Linked DNA regions of Homo sapiens: region 2 is linked to region 1. The links are chromatin loops, found by intact Hi-C in ENCODE. Cell type or tissue: GM12878. All regions are shown on one strand.

Evidence for each region. A loop is a pair of places that touch in the nucleus more often than their neighbours do. Peaks named below come from ENCODE experiments on the same cell type or tissue, not always from the same donor. Only the 100,000 strongest peaks of a DNase experiment are listed, where the experiment ranks them.
Region 2: it touches region 1 in a loop (8-fold over the local background); 2 of 110 quality-filtered maps call a loop at or near these places.

What each region holds. Positions count from the first base shown.
Region 1 is chr7:137,794,147-137,802,146 of GRCh38, reverse strand. The region is part of intron 1 of DGKI (diacylglycerol kinase iota); the gene reads left to right. Among named protein-coding and RNA genes, the nearest start is that of DGKI, 49 kb to the left of the region's middle. In GM12878, no CTCF peak of the experiment used is centred here; a DNase peak (open chromatin) is centred at 3,886; H3K27ac peaks cover 401 bases.
Region 2 is chr7:137,891,373-137,899,372 of GRCh38, reverse strand. The region is part of intron 8 of CREB3L2 (cAMP responsive element binding protein 3 like 2); the gene reads left to right. Among named protein-coding and RNA genes, the nearest start is that of DGKI, 48 kb to the right of the region's middle. RefSeq lists enhancers at 1, 1-2, 3,300-3,469, 3,750-3,919. In GM12878, a CTCF peak has its summit at 67 (motif pointing right); DNase peaks (open chromatin) are centred at 72, 3,652 and 4,002; H3K4me3 peaks cover 757 bases; H3K27ac peaks cover 3,022 bases.

The DNA.
Region 1 (8,000 bases):
TCCAATCCTGAGTTACTTCACATAGAATAATGGCCTCCAGCTCCATCCGGGTTGCTGCAAATGCCATTGTTTCATTCCTTTTTGTGGCTGAGTAGTATTCCATGCTGTAATTATACCACATTTTCTTTATCCACTCATTGGTTGATGGGCATTTAGGCCCATTTTATATTTTTGCAATTGCCAATTGTGCTGCTATGAACACGTGTGTGCTCGTGTCTTCCAAAAATGCATTTTTTTGCATAAAGTTTTCCACTGAGTGATGGGGCAGGGGGGCACATGCTAAAGTTGAAGCTTTTGCCAAGGAGAGAGAGCTGAGGGCTGCAATTCTTTTGGAGGATGCTTTTCCCAGCCACAAACCCATATTGATTTCTTCCAGAACATTTACTAATCCTCTCTCCCCAGCTCTCACCCCCAGTGGGTGCAAGCCTGTGCATATAAACACACTCCCTTGTTTCCCATTCAGGATATGGAATCTTATACATCATAAAAGAGACTGATCTCCATCCTGATTCATAGGACTGTCAGCAGATGGCAGAGAGAGTGATAATGCCACTTACTATCAGGTCACTCCGAATTATTATTTATTCTGTGGAGAGTGAGACTGAGGACTGAAACCTGATGTTTAATTTTTCAAAATCACATGGTTAGAAACTGGAGGGTCCCAAGCTTTCTGGTCCTACATCTAATGAACTAATGCTTTTGTTGTTTATTTTTGCACTATACTTTATAGCTATGTAATGATGTAAAGGACACAGTTGTTTTATGAAATCCATTTCCCCTTGCTCCTTCCTTTTGAAACCTTGATCTTTTTTTTCTCTTTCTAGTAGCTAATGAGATTCAGGAAAGCCGATCCCATTTCCAACTCCAGGGAGCAAGAAAGTATAATATTTGACCTTCCAGCCTCTTAGCATCAGCTGGTACTTCCTTCTTTTCTCTTCCTGAGCCATGAGTCATGCTTCATCAAAAGTTTCCCAGGCTCCTGAAGTGAAAATGACAAATCAGTGCATAAGAGTGATAGGAAGAGAAGTACAAGATTGTATTAGACAGTATAGAACAAAACACTTTGCAGAATGAAAAATTGCAGAGTGCTGACACTTGTTCTACAGAAAGGGCATCAGCACTTAGATCACTGTTGAACAACATTCATTTTGGGATGAATATTGTCTAAGGTGAGGCTGAAATTCTTTGCTTCAAATTCTACAAAATTCTTATTCTACAGAATGGTGGATTATTTAGCTACCAAACTTTACTGAGTATATAGTTATTGAGGATCAACTGGGAGATGCATAATTGGGCATCATGAGCATTGGATGGAGCATTGGGTGGGGGCAGAAAATGTTAAGGTCATACTTGAAATATCAAAGTGCACAACCTAGGAATAGACTTCAATATCAACAAGATTTGACTCAGCTGAATCTCTGTTTTGCCAGTCTTTTCTAGGTCTAGTTTTATACCTGTTAAACATGAACATTAAAACATTTCACTCTGTGTTAGTCAGTTCTTGCATTGCTGTAAAGAAAACCTGAGACTAGGTAATTTGTAAAAAAAGATGTTTAATGGGCTCATGGTTCTGTAGCCTGTACAGAAAGCATAGCCCTGGCATCTGCTTCTGGTGAGGCCTGAGGAAGCTTCCAATCATGGCGGAAATCGAAGAGGGAGCAGGTGTCTCACATGGCAGGAGAAGGAGCAAAACTGAGAGTTGGGGGGAGGTAGCACACAGTTTTAAACAACCAGATCTCTTGAGAACTCACTCACTATCCTGAGGACAGCACCAAGCCATGAGGGATCTGCCCCCATGACCCAAACGCCTCCCACCAGGCCCCACCTCCAACACTGGGGATTACATTTCAACAGGATATTTGGGTGGGGACAAACATCCAAACCATATTACACTCCTTGCCTGTAACCAGTGAGAACCCATTTGGCTGGTATATCACTCCAGTTTGTTCTAAGGATGTAGTAGGTATTTGCCAATTCTGTTGAGCAACAATCTCAACTCCAACCTTGCCATATTCTATAGGGGGGAAATTGGAATCCCCAAATCTCTTGGGTACCTGAGATTTCTCATTCTCCTTAAAAGGTCCTGGTTGTCCTAAAGCAACCATGCCTCCTATCCCTGCCACCCCTGGTATTTGCTTCCTGTTTTATTTCTAACAGTTGTCTAGAGAGAACCGTACTGAAAAACTGAATCAGGTGATTTCTAATGCCATTAAATACTTAAAGTTAGCATAGAACTAATCATTATAGAAGAAGATTTCAAAAGCTTCAAATACATGGTTCATAATCTCATTGAATTAAAAAGCTGGCTAAAGATTCAAAATGGACGCACCTAATGGGACAGCAAACAATATCTAAGTTGTATGGGAGATGTTGTAATTAATCTCTCATTTAATCATCCTTTCATTCAAGCATTCCTTTGATTGGTAGATGAGGCTGGCTGGCTTACATCAGAAGCAGATTTTGATCAGTTTTCCTTAGGAAAGCATGTGATTGACTTCTTAACCAATCCAGCCCAAAATGGATGAACCATAATATCAAAATAATCACTTTTAAAAGAGTAAATTCTAGGCAGAATAACTGTTCTCAGTATGTTCTTATGAGGAGTTGGACTGGTTTTGTTAATAATGACATTATGAGATACAATTTATATACCATAAAATTCATCCTTTTAAAGTGTACACTTTTGTATATTTTAGTGTGTTCACAGAGTTTGACTATCATCACTACTTTCTTGGCAATCTTTTAATCATCCTCAGAAGAAATTGTGTACCCATTAATAGTCACTTCCCCGTTCCCCACAGTCCCTGGCAAACACTAATCTACTTTCTATCTGTATATTGGCCTATTCTGGGCATTTCAAATAAGTGGAATTATGCAAATGTAAGTTTTTGTGACTGTCTTCTTTCATTTAACATAATAATTTCAAGGTTCATCTATGTTATCGGATGTATCAGGCCTTCCTTCCTTGTAATTGCTGGATATTATTCAATTGTATGAATATACCAGTACTGTGTTGAATAGAAGTGATGAAAGAAGACATCTTTTTTGCCTTATCTAAGAGAGAAAACATTCAGTCTTTTACTATTAAGTGTGATGTTGGCAGTGAGTTTTTTTAAAAAAATAGATGTCCTTTATTAGGTTGAGGACGTTCCCTTATATTCCTAGTTTTGTTGAGTGGTTTTTAATCATGGACAGATGTTGGGTTTTTACAAAAATGCTATTTCTATGTCTATTGAGATGATCATGTGGGTTTGGTCACTTAGTCTATTAATATGGTATATTATATTGATTGATTTTACTGTGCTAAACTAACCTTGCACTCCTAGGGTAAAATCTCCTTGATCATAGGTATAATCCTTTTTATATGTTGCTGGGTTGGGTTTGATAATATTTTGTTGAGGATTTTTGCATTGATGTATTTAAAAGAGTCTGGACACAGTGGCTCATGCCTGTAATCACAGCACTTTGGGAGGCTGAAGTGGGTGGATTGCTTGAGCTCAGGAGTTCAAGACTAGCCTGAGCAACATGATAAAATACCCTCTCTACAAAAAATACAAAAATTAGCTAGGCGTGATGGTGCACACCTGTGGCCAGCTACTCAGGAGGCTGAGGTGGGAAGATCACAGGAGCCCAGGAAGTTGAGGCTGTAGTGAGCCATGATTGTGCCACTGCACTCCAGCCTGGGTGATGGACTGAGATCCTAACTCAAAAATAAAAAATAAAAATAAAAAAAGCAGATATCGGCCTGCTCTTTTCTTTTTTGCGATGCTTTGGTTGGGTTTTAAGATCATGATAATACTGGCCACGTAGAGTAGGTTGAAAGGTTTTCCTTCCTCTTTCAGTTCTCACAAGATTTTATGAATGATTGGTATGAATTCTTTAAATGATTGGTAGAATTCCCCAGTGGAGCCCTCTGGGTCTGGGCTTTCCATTGTGAGAACTTTTAAAATTACTAATTCAGTCTCTTTGGTTATTATAGGTCTCTTCACATTTTCTGTTTTTTTCTTTAGTCAGTCTCAGTAGTTTATGTCTTTATAGGAATTTTTAAATTTAATCTAGGTCATCTAATTAGTTGGCATATAGTTGTTTATAGTATTCCCTTATATTTCAGTAAGATCAGTACTGATGTTCCCCCATTTAGTAATTTGAGTCTTCCTTCTTTTTTTCTTGGTCAGCTTAGCTGAGTTTTTCAATTTTATTTATTACACTTTTCAAAGAATCAACTTTTGATTTTGCTGATTTTCTCTATTGTTTAAGTCCTCTCTATTTCATTTATTTAGGCTCTAAGTTTTATTATTTTCTTCCTTCTGTTTGCTTTTGGTTTAGTTTTTCTTCTTCTAGTTTCTTAAGGTGTGAGGATATATTATTTGCTTGAAATCTTTCTTTATATTTTTTCTCCATTCTTTCATTACTGTCTTCTTTTGTGTTAAACATCTATTTCCTAATGTATCATTTTAATTATCTCTTCCACCTATTTTTGAGTTACTTTATTACTGCTTTTTTCTGAGGATTACATTTGAAATCCTAAAACAATGTAGTTCAGGTTAATATCAACTTAATTTTAATAGTTTTCAAAAACTTAGTTCATATACAGCTCTGTTTCCTTCTCTTTTGTGTAATTATTGTCATATCAATGACCTCTTTACACATTATAACTATATCAACATTATCTTATAATTATTGGTTTATGCTGTTTCCATTTAAATCTGATAGAAGAATTATAAACAAAACTTATTAATACTGTCCTTCATATTTACCTATGTGGTTACCTTTATTGGTGGTCTTTATTTCTCCATGGATACTCAAGTTACTGTAAAGTGTTCCTTCATTTTAGCAGAAGGGTTCTTTTTAGTATTTCTTGTAGGATGGATCTTCTTATGATGGGTTCTCTCAGTGTTTGATTATCTGGGAATGTCTTAATTTCTCATAAAATTTGAAGAATAGTTTTGCTAGATTTGGTCTTCTTGCTGACAGTCCCTTTCTACCAGCCTTTTAAATATGTCATTCCTTCTGACTCTGGCTTCCATGTTTTAGGATAAGTCAGCTGTTAGTGTTATTGAAGATTGCTGGCATATTATTTTTCTCTTGCTGATCTCAAGATTCTGTCTGATTCGGTTTTTGACAGTTTAACTATATTAAATGTATAGGTATGAATTTCTGAGTTTATCCTACTTGGAATTCATTGTGCTTCTTAGATGTATAGACTAATACTTTTTATTATTTAGGATATTTTCAGACTTTATTTTGTCAAATACACTCTCTGTCCCTTTCTTTCTTTTCTCTCCTTCTGGAACTCTCCTTGCATGTATGTTGGTATGCTGGCTCATGTCCCACAAGTCTCTGAGGCTTTGTTTATTTTCCTTCATTCTTTTCTGTTTCTCAAACTGGATGATCTCAATTGCCTTATTTCCAAGTTTGTTAATTCTTTCTTCTGTCCGCATAGTTGTGCTGTTGACCTCCTTCAGTGAATTTTTCATTTACGTTATTGCACTTTCGAACTCTAGAATTTCTATTTGGCTCTTTTTTAAATGATTTCTATTTCTGTTGAAATTGTCTATTTGGTGAGACATCATTCTCATATTTTCCTTTAACTCTCTAGGCAAGATGTACTTTAGTTCTTTGAACATACGTAAAGCTTTTTTTTTTTTAAATGGAGTTTTGCTCTGTCACCCAGGCTGGAGTGCAGTGGTGCAATCTTGGCTCACTGCAATCTCCATCTCCTGGGTTCAAGTGATTCTCCTGCCTCAGCCTCCTGAGTAGCTGGGATTACAGGCATCCACCACCATGCCCAGCTAATTTTTTGTATCTTTTAGTAGAGATGGGGTTTTGCCATGTTGATCAGGCTGGTCTTGAACTCTTGACCTCAGGTGACCCACCCGCCTTGGCCTCCCAAAGTGCTGGGATTACAGGCGTGAGCCACCATGCCTGGCCTTAAAGCTTTTTATTTAAAACTTTGTGTAACCCCAATATCTAGGCTTTCTCAGAGGCAGTTTCTGTTGGCTGTTTTTCCTTCATGTGTATGGACCATGCTTTCCTATTTTACTATGTATCTTATTTTTTGTTGTTGTTGAAAACTGGACTGTTAAAGTAATATAATAGAGCATCCTTGGAAATCATATCCTTACTTTTTGTTTTTGTTGCCATTACTAGTAGTAGTAGTAGTTGTTGATGCTGTGTGTTTGTATGTTTTTTAGTGACTTTTAAAATTCTGTAAAGTCTGTGTTCTTTGTTGTGTGCAGCATCTAAAATCTCTGCTTGGTTAGCTTAGTGGTCAGCTAATAATTGGACAGACATTTCCTCAAATTTATTCAACCAATAACTTTCCCACTACTTTTTTGTGATCTATATGTGTGAGTTAGAGTATGCAATAAATACTTTGGTAACTTGATAACTCTACCTTAGCCTTTACTTCCTGCTTTGTCAGCCAAAAGTGAGAGATTGGGGTCTTCTCAGATCCTTCCTGGGAATACTCACAGCTTGCGCATATGCATGGCTTTCCAGATTCCCAAGAATATGTCAGAACTTTCCAAAGCTCCCGTGGACTTCTCATTTCCCATATTTTGATTTTTAAGTTTTTCGATCAGCTTCTTAATTTGCCGCAACAGATAGGGCCACCTCAGGCAGCTATGATATTAAACAATTCCTGATTCTTTTGGAAAAATCCCCTGGGTACAGGGATTTCCTCACTGAGTAATAGCTGACTTAGGTCAAATGAGGATAATTCCATGTGAATGAGAATTTCCCAGGGAGCTTCCAAACAAGTACAATAGTGATAATTCTCTGAGGATGGGCCTTTTGTGGCGGATCCAAACCTATTCTGCTCTCTCCAATAGCTACTAGGCCACTGGTTTTCACAGCTACCATCTTTCTAAAGCTGCTGGTTTTCAAGGGTACTGCAGAGATAGGGAAAGGGAGATGGGAATAGGAATAGGGTAGGTTTAAGTATCACAGAGCTCACTGTTCTGTAGAATAAGCCATTTTTATTTCAACCTTTTGGTTAATTTTTAGAATTCTGAAAATGTTGATTTTGACAATTTTTGCAACTGCTCTCATACTTTCAGGGAGCATCATTCTGTCTGGAGTGCTTCTTTTTCCTAGGTGGTTTTCATATCAGGACTGACTTCTTTTGAGACACAAATATCAGACTAGGAAGTTGTTTTGTGAGTACAGAATCAGAAAAAGGGAAATAGATGTGTTAAAAAGGACGTAGCTGGACGATGAAGTCTGATGCTTGTCTCCTCTTTAGGAAGATTGATATCTGTGTCTCCAAGGGGAATGGTATATCTAATATTTCTGTGAACAATAACCACCACTAAATATTTATCTTAAGTCTTGAGATCATGAAATGAGGATGTTGGTGGTATTTGCTGCTGATAAAACCTGAGTAGATATCTGTCTCAACTTAGAAACCTGATAAAGCCAGCAGAACACAACTGAGGCAGTAAAGCTTTGGGATTGACTGGGGACTCTTGAGATACACTTGCTATCCACTTGCTACTTGAAGTATGGTTCAAAGAGTGCAGCATCAGCATCACCTGAGAACTTGTCAGAAATGTAGAATTTCAGGTCCCACTCCAGACTTTAGTAAGTTAGAATCTTCATTTCAACAAGGTGATTTATGCACACATTAAAGTTTGATAAATACATGCCTGTAGCATGTTTACATCTTCATGTGGTTGTCCTGGGAGGATTCCTGCAATTTGCTAGCTTCATCTATTTAATGTTCATTTGTATCAACTTAAATTTCAGAAGTATCTGCTCCTAAAGTCTTGGAGAATATTAATCTTTGTACAGTCTTGTCCTTCTTGTAACTCTTTATGGTAAGAATAAATAGTTGAGCTTCAAGAATATCAGAGAGGGAGAAAATCTGTGCAGGCTGGAATGGTCCAAAAGGCATTATTTGAGTTAGGCTTTGAGGAAAGGATGGGGAGAAAGTGAATGCGTGTCATGCAGATGAAAGAACATGGGCCAACCTACAGAGGTGGGAATTATTTATTATG
Region 2 (8,000 bases), 97 kb before region 1:
AGCAAAGACCTCCTTGGAGTTTGTGTTCAGGTTTCGTCCTCTACAGGCTCCGTGTCAGGCCTTCCCTGGGCCACATGGGGGCAGCAGAGGCACAGCAGGGATGTGCTGGGGCGAAGTCCGGGTGTGTGAGGGAGAAGGACCGACCCCACTACCTTGCCTGGGAAGTCTCTCCTCTCCTCTGCAGGTGGACTGTGCTGCGTGTTCCTTCCTTCCTTCCTTCCTTCCTTCCTTCCTTCCTTCCTTCCTTCCTTCCTTCCTTCCTTCCTTCCTTCCTTCTCTTTCCTTTTTCTTCCTTTTCTTTCTTTCTCTTTCTTTTTCTTTCTTTCTTTTTTCTTCCTTTCTTCCTTCCCTTCCTTCCTTTCCCCTTCTCCTTCCTTTCTCCCTCCTTCCTTCCTTCCTTCCTTCCTTCCTTTCCTTCTTTCCTTTGTTCCTCCCTCCCTCCCTCCCTCCTTCCACATTTTTATTTTTGTTTGCTTGTTTGAATCAGATATCCAAATAAGGTCCATGTGTTCAAACTGTTTGATATGTCCATTACATATCTTTTTGTCTGTAAGTTCTCTTGCATGTCTTTGCTGTTATTTAGTAAAGGCCGAGTCAGTTGTCCTGTAGAGTCTTCCTGGTCTTAGTTTACCTGTAATGTCCTTGTGGTGTCCGTTAGCACAGTCCTTCGTCCACTACAGACTCTACTTTGTTTGGTTTTGGTTTTTGGTAAGAATTCTTCATAGGTTCCACTACATGCCTCCATCAGAAGGAACATAAAAATTGGTTATTCGGTTCTCCACAATGTATACTTATTGGCTAGAGAGATCAATACATTAGGGGTTTGAAAGTAGCCTTATAGAATTCTATCATTTCTCCTCCAGTTATTAGCAGAATATTTTTCTAAAGCAAGACTCTTCATCGTTAATGAACATGGGTACACAAGTAACCATGAGATGCTGATTTCATTGTCTTTGGGTATATACCAGCAGAGGGATTGCTGGGTTATATGCTAGTTCTATTTTTAATATTTTGAGGAACCTCTACACTGTTTTTCATAATGGTTTTACTAATTTACATTCCCACTAACAGTGTGGAAGGGTTCCCTTTTCTCCACACCATTGCCAACACTTTTCGCGCCTTGTCTTTTTTATAATGATAGTACTAACAGATGTGAAGTGATATCATGTAGGGTTTTGATTTACGTTTCTCTGATGACTAGTGTCAGTGAGCACCTATTCATATACCAGTTGACCATTTTTATGTTTTCTTTAGAGACATGTCTATTCAGATTCTTTGCCCATTTTTTAAAATTGGTTGTTTTTGATATTGAGTTGTATGAGTTCCTCATATGTTTTTAATATTAACCCCTCATGATGGTTTATATGGTTTGCAAACATTTTCTCCCAATCCGTGGGCTGCCTTTTCATTTTGTTAATTTTTGTTGTTGTTGTGCAGAAGCTTTTTAGTTTGATATAGTTTTACTTGTTTATCATACGTTTCGACTTAAGGAAGATGCATACATAATATGTGCTCCTTGTAAAAATAATTTAGGAAAAAAAAAGAATCCTTTCACTCAGAGGTATCTTTATGTTTTGGAATATCTTATGTGTATGTATTTATATTGTACATACTTCTTTGTTAAGAACTATTTCCACATAACAAAACACTGGACATATTCTCATACATTTCTACAGGATCTTTGACTCACCATTAAAAATAATCTACCTTGATCAGGCGCAGTGGCTCATGACTGTAATCCTAGCACTTTGGGAGGCCGAGGCAGGTGGGTCACCTGTTGGTCAGAGATCACCTGACCAACATGGTGAAACCCCATCTCTACTAAAAATACACAAATTATCTGGGCGTAGTGGCAGACACCTGTAATCCCAGCTACTCGAGAGGCTGAGGCAGGAGAATCGCTTGAACCTAGGAGGCAGAGGCTGCAGTGAGCCGAGATTGTGCCATTGCACTCCAGCCTGGGCGACAGAGCGAGACTCTGTCTCAAATAATAATAATAATAATCTACTTCATGCTATTGGGATCTGAGCCTTCCCTGACAGTCTGCTGTTACTGAATGTGACCAGGGCTAGCTTAGCCACCTGTTAAAGCAGGGAAAGTTTTTTGTTTATGTGTTTTGTTGTCAGCATTATTAAGGCATAATTGACAAAATTGCATATTTTTACAGTATACAATGTAACGATTTGATGTATGCATATATTATGAAATGATTATCACAATCAGGCTGATTAACACATCCATCACTCCACATAATTACCTTTTTTTTCTTTTTCTTTTTGGTGCCAATGCTTAGCACACTTCTAGTATATAATATGGCATTTTTAATTACAGTCACCATGCTGTACAGTAGATCCTCAGAATGTATTTACCTTATAACTGAAAGTTTGTATTCTTTGACCAGTTCTCCCACTTCCAGTGCCCAGTGACCACCTTTCTATTCTCTTGTTTCTGTGAGTTTGACTTAAATTTTTCTTTAGATGTAAGTGATACCATACAGTATTTGTCTTTGTCTGGCTTATTTTACTTACAAAGCAGAACAAGTTTGTCGATGTTCCTCTTCCCCTTGGCCTCCTTCCCTGTACTCTGTGCCTTCCCTTGAGTCTCAGGAGCGCAGTGGCTCTGTGTGTCTTCTTCTCCCATTTCTTCTCCCTCTTCAAGACTCACCTCTCCTCGTGGATAACGCTTTTATGGTAGTAATGGCTGGCAATGGATTCATCTGTGATCTTCCCACAGATAATTGTAGCGGGGACCTCCTAAGATCATAATATTTAAGACCTGGCGCGGTGGCTCACACCTGTAATCCCAGTATTTTGGGAGGCCGTGGCTGGTGAATCACCTGAGGTTGGGAGTTCGAGACCAGCCTGATCAACATGGAGAAACCCCATATCTACTAAAAATACAAAATTAGCTGGGCGTGGTGGCGTGTGCCTGTAATCCCAGCTACTCAGGAGGCTGAGGCGGGAGAATCACTTGAACCTGGGAGACGGAGGTTACGGTGAGCCGAGATCACGCCATTGCACTCTAACCTGGGCAACAAGAGGAAAACTCCATCTCAAAACAAACAAACAAAACCAGTAGCTTTTAATGTATTTTGGCTTGAGAGGGAAATAGATAAAAGCAGGGCTGCTTCGCTCAAATGGGGAATAGACCTAGAGTTCCTCTAACTGCTCTTCCCCCTTTCTCTTTGTTTTCTGCCGAGGGCGTCTGTGGCGCTCAGAGAATACCACAGTAACCAAAATGACTGATGTAAGCATTGGCAATGCCCTGCCCTAGAGCCAGCCATGGGGAGCTGGTGATTGGGGTACTGGGCAAGGGAAGACGTTGGGACCCTTTACTCACATCACCCCATGCAGGTGACCAGTGTTTGGGCAGTGTGCAGGGCTGGGCTGGGGAATGCACACCTGTGTGTGTGTTCCTGTTGATGCTTCTCATATTATCATTCTTCAGAGGCAGCTGGATGGAAGTAGAACAACTTTGATAAGTGAAGAGGATCCTGGGTCACCAGAAATGGGGGGTGGAGAGGCCTTGGGGGCCATTGTTTCATATGCATGGCATGGCAGGGAAGGTGAGTGGCTGTTTCATCATTGACCAAATGAAAGAAAATGATACCTCTTTACTTTTTTCCACCCCTATACAATACCCCACAGGGGACTTTCGCATCTACCCAGATGAAAATTTGTGCTCAGATTATGAGTCAATCCTGAGTATGGTTTTCTTTCTTTTTTTTTTTGTACTGGACTCAGCAGCAGCCACCTAGCCTATTATTGATTTCTAGATGAAAAGATCTTTTATCTGAGCTATGGAGAGTGGAAGAGGACAGGGCCGGGAGAGTAGATGAGGAAGTCTTTTTCATCTTTCTTCAGTTTTTCTCTGGGAGACTCTGGGAACAGAGCTGAAGTGGTGCGAAAGCACCTTCACACTTCCTTTGCTGAGGTGATCCGCTAATTGCATGCTATCAGGAAATGTGTAAGATGGGAGTGAGATGGTTTCCCAGGGGGCCCTTCTTCCTGTGCTCCATCAAGAAATACATTTTCACTTGCTGGTGTCTGAGCAGTGCCTGTGTGGCTGCTAGAGAATCCTTCTGGCTTTTCTAAGTGAATGCACCTCTCTAAGCTGCAAGCTTTCTGGATGGCCCCACCCTGGTCTCATCCCTGAGAAATCTTGTCATTTTTTCCCACTGGTATAGTTTTCTTCTGCATGAGTGATGCACATACACTGCCCGGCCCATTAGTTGTAGGCGTTTGTGGCTCAGTTTGCTCCATTTATTTCTTATTTTGTTCTCAGGCATCTTTAGGGCTGTGAGCTACAGCTTTTCTCCTTGAGCATGGATTTGTAGAATCATAGGAGCTTAGACTTGAGATACACCTTAGATATCATTGTATTGAACTGCTAATCACCTTATTTTACAGAAGGAGAAACTGAGGCCTGGTGGGGTTAAAGTCATCTTAACATTTAGAGGTAGAATGGGGACGAGAACTTGGTCACTTAACTTTTGAACTGGTCCTTACTTTGGTTTCTCTTGCTGCTATACCTCTTGCTCCTTCAAGGACCTTGCCCCAGCAAGAGCCAACTTTAGACTTGGACACAAGGGCCCTTGATTTGGACTCAGTGTTTTAGAGGGCCCTGTGCTGGCTCTCCTTCAGCCATGTCCCCCTCCATGGGATGTGTAGTTGGCAGGACCAAGGGGATGCATCCATCTGGAGCTCTCACCCTAGCCCTCTAGAACTTACTCCAGTACCTAGGATCCTGGAATTCCCTGTCCAAAGGTCTTAGCTCATTTCCAGGGCCTATGTGGACTTCTACCCCAAATCTGTTCTCCGAAGGGCAAACCTGGTGACCAGTGGGCACCCCTGAAGCCAATGGGGTAGACAGAGACAGCTCTTTGTGAGGGCTGCATATGGAGTTTGAACCAGGCCTGGTGTGTGCACGACATCCTTCACAATATGTCAGGTCTGGATTCAATTTAGCCTTATTTATAGAAGATATGAGATTCCTGGGTCAAAGACAAAGGATTCTATTGCTCAGTAGACAGAGTGAGCAGCAGCATATATGTATCAGTTCTCCTTGCCCCCAGGTGCCAGGACAGATCCGGGTGGATGCTGTGCTCTCAGTGGGGATTGTGTCACAGCTAAGGAAGCCTGAGCTTGGAGAATCCACTGCTTTTATAGCAAGCAATCAGTAAACCTGCTTCTTGCCCAGGGAGAGACATTACCTCATCTGTCCAGGTTACCAGCTTCATAACAACCTTGAGAGGTGGCCCATCATAAAAGAGCAGTGAGAGCCTTTCCATCTTGGCATCCACAGCAGAATGTGTAGGAACACAAGAAGACCCAAGAGACTGTCTCTCTCCAACGGTGTGGAGCAGGCTGAGGCCTGGAGTAATTCTGCTTATACTACCACATTTTGGCAAGCAGCCCTGGGAAGTCCAAGAATTCTGTTCAAACCTGGCCATAGAGGGAGCCGGAAGGAGCAGGTGTTGGGCTGCTTGACTTGTAGAAACCTTAAGATGTGTGGCATGTGGACTTCATTTGTACACTTTCCTCAGACCTCACAGAATTAAGGGACATGCTTGCCTGACATTTATCTCTATTGTTATCAGAAATAAAATTCCTTAATCTTTTTCTTTGATCTTCCTCTTAGCTATAGTCTTTCTAACTCTACTTTTCTTGTTCTTGACAATCTCTATATGATTCCTATTAAAGGTCTTTCCAGCCAAGTCTACTGGGTTTTGACTGGATTCTGGCTCTCCTGGTCTGTTTGTTTAGCCCACACAGCTGTGTCTGTTTGCACTAATTTTGTGTATTTGTTCCCTACACACTATTATGGTTTTCTGTGTGTGGGTTCATCTCTTCTCTCTTAGACTGACAATAACTGGCTGAACCCACCCCCAGCTGCACACAAAGAAGCTATTTGAGGACTGATAAATGACCCAAGTTACTCTACTGTACACTTTTACCTTGGTTTTAATTCACTTTTCATTTCTGCATTATCTCTAACTTCTGGTTGTGTGAAGAGTGTGAACTTTCTTTCCACATGGAAATATTTCAAACTTCAAAGGATTATTGGGTACTAAACTAAGTTCCCCAGAGGGATTTAAAAGGCATTTTAGTGTAATTTAGTGTAAAGTTCAAAATTCCACAGCCTCAGTTTTTGTTCCTTGGCCAGTGTTTGTTCCTGGGCCAGTAGGTAATATAGCATTTCAGAAATGCCCTCTGGTTCCTACAAAATAAAGAAGCCTCTTGTAATGTAGCAATTAACACAGGAAGAAAAAGGAGAAAATTTATACGCTTTTTTTTTTCATTTAGGCCAGAGCCCCATGAACAACCTTCAAAACTTAAGTAAAAGGCCATAAACATATAGGTATTTACTCAAGGTTTAGGAGTTTGAGCTGATATGGTTGTCTTTTGTGTATGACACACTTTAGTATTTAAATGTCTTTGAGATTGTTCATGATTTTCCTTAAATATCCTTATGAAATGTGTAGAACTTATAATTATTAACATTGTATCCCGCCACCTCCCTGCCCTCCATCCCAGGATTTTGAGGTAGAGGTTTCAGCTGTTGGACACCCCCTTCTCACCTCAGAACCTCCCAGGCACTAACTCTAGATGTGACTCGGGTGGGGTGGGAAGGGATTCAGGGGGGATTTTGCCTCAGAAGGACATGGATGCTCATCTCTTCCATCATGAGGTCACCTGATCATCACCTGAGTTTTGTTTTTTTGAGATGGAGTCTTGCTCTGTCACCCAGGCTGGAGTGCAGTGGCGTGATCTCGGCCCACTGCAACCTCTGCCTTCCGGGTTCAAGCGATTCTTGTTCCTCAGACTCCTAGGTAGCTGGGATTACAGGCACACACCACCACCCCTGGCTAATTTTTATATTTTAGTAGAGACAGGGTTTTGCCATGTTGGCCAGGCTGGTCTCGAACTCCTGACCTCAAGTGATCCGCTCACCTCAGCCTCCCAAAGTAGTGGGATTATAGGCATGAGCTACCGTGCCTGACCAAGTTGTTTTTTTTTTTTTTTAATTGTGTGCATTAGATAAGTAACACTCAGGCTTTTTTGATTGTACAATTATTTTACATTTTATGTAGTGTAAATGGCACACCAGACTACCACATGAACATGTACATATACATCATACACCTCACTAATATGAATGCTTCACAAATCGATAGTTCTTTACAGCATACAATGCCCTCTGATATTGTGTATTCTATTTGACTCCATTTCATTAAAAACATATATCAGTCACAACCCAATTGATTTCACAAACCCACAAATGGTTCATGATTTGGAATTTGGAAATGACTGCTCTAGGTGCTTCCATAAGGCTGTGAAAAAGTTCCTTCATCTCTGAAGGAGGCTGATTTACCCAGGGAATAGTTTACACACATACATATGGGCACACACACACATATGTGCACCCGCACACACCACTCCCCAGAGAGTTCCATTTCTAAGATGTGTTGTAAGATTTGATGGAAGTATGTGTGGCTGGGTGTGGTGGCTCACACCTGTAATCCCAGCACTTTGGGAGGCCGAGGTGGGCGGATCACCTGAGGTCAGGAGTTCAAGACCAGCCTGACCAACATGGTGAAACCCCATCTCTACTAAAAATACAAAAAAAATTAGCCGGGCGTGGTGGCATATGCCTGTAATCCCAGCTACTCAGGAGGCTGACACAGGAGAATTGCTTGAACCTGGGAGGCGGAGGTTGCAGTGAGCCTGGATCACGCCACTGCACTCCAGCCTGGGCAACAAGAGTGAAACTCCGTCTCAAAAAAAAAAAAGAAAGTATGTCTACAGAGAGGGCCTAAGTTGAAGCTCCCAACACAGCAAATAATTGGGAACCACCACTTTTTTTTTTCCTGCTCCTGGTTTCTGACTCCAGTGGGAAATTAGGTTCCTGAATGTTCAAAGTCCAACATTCAATAACTGTATGACTGTTCTCATTCTTTCTTTTGTAAATAAGGAAACACACACAAAAAGCAAAATTAA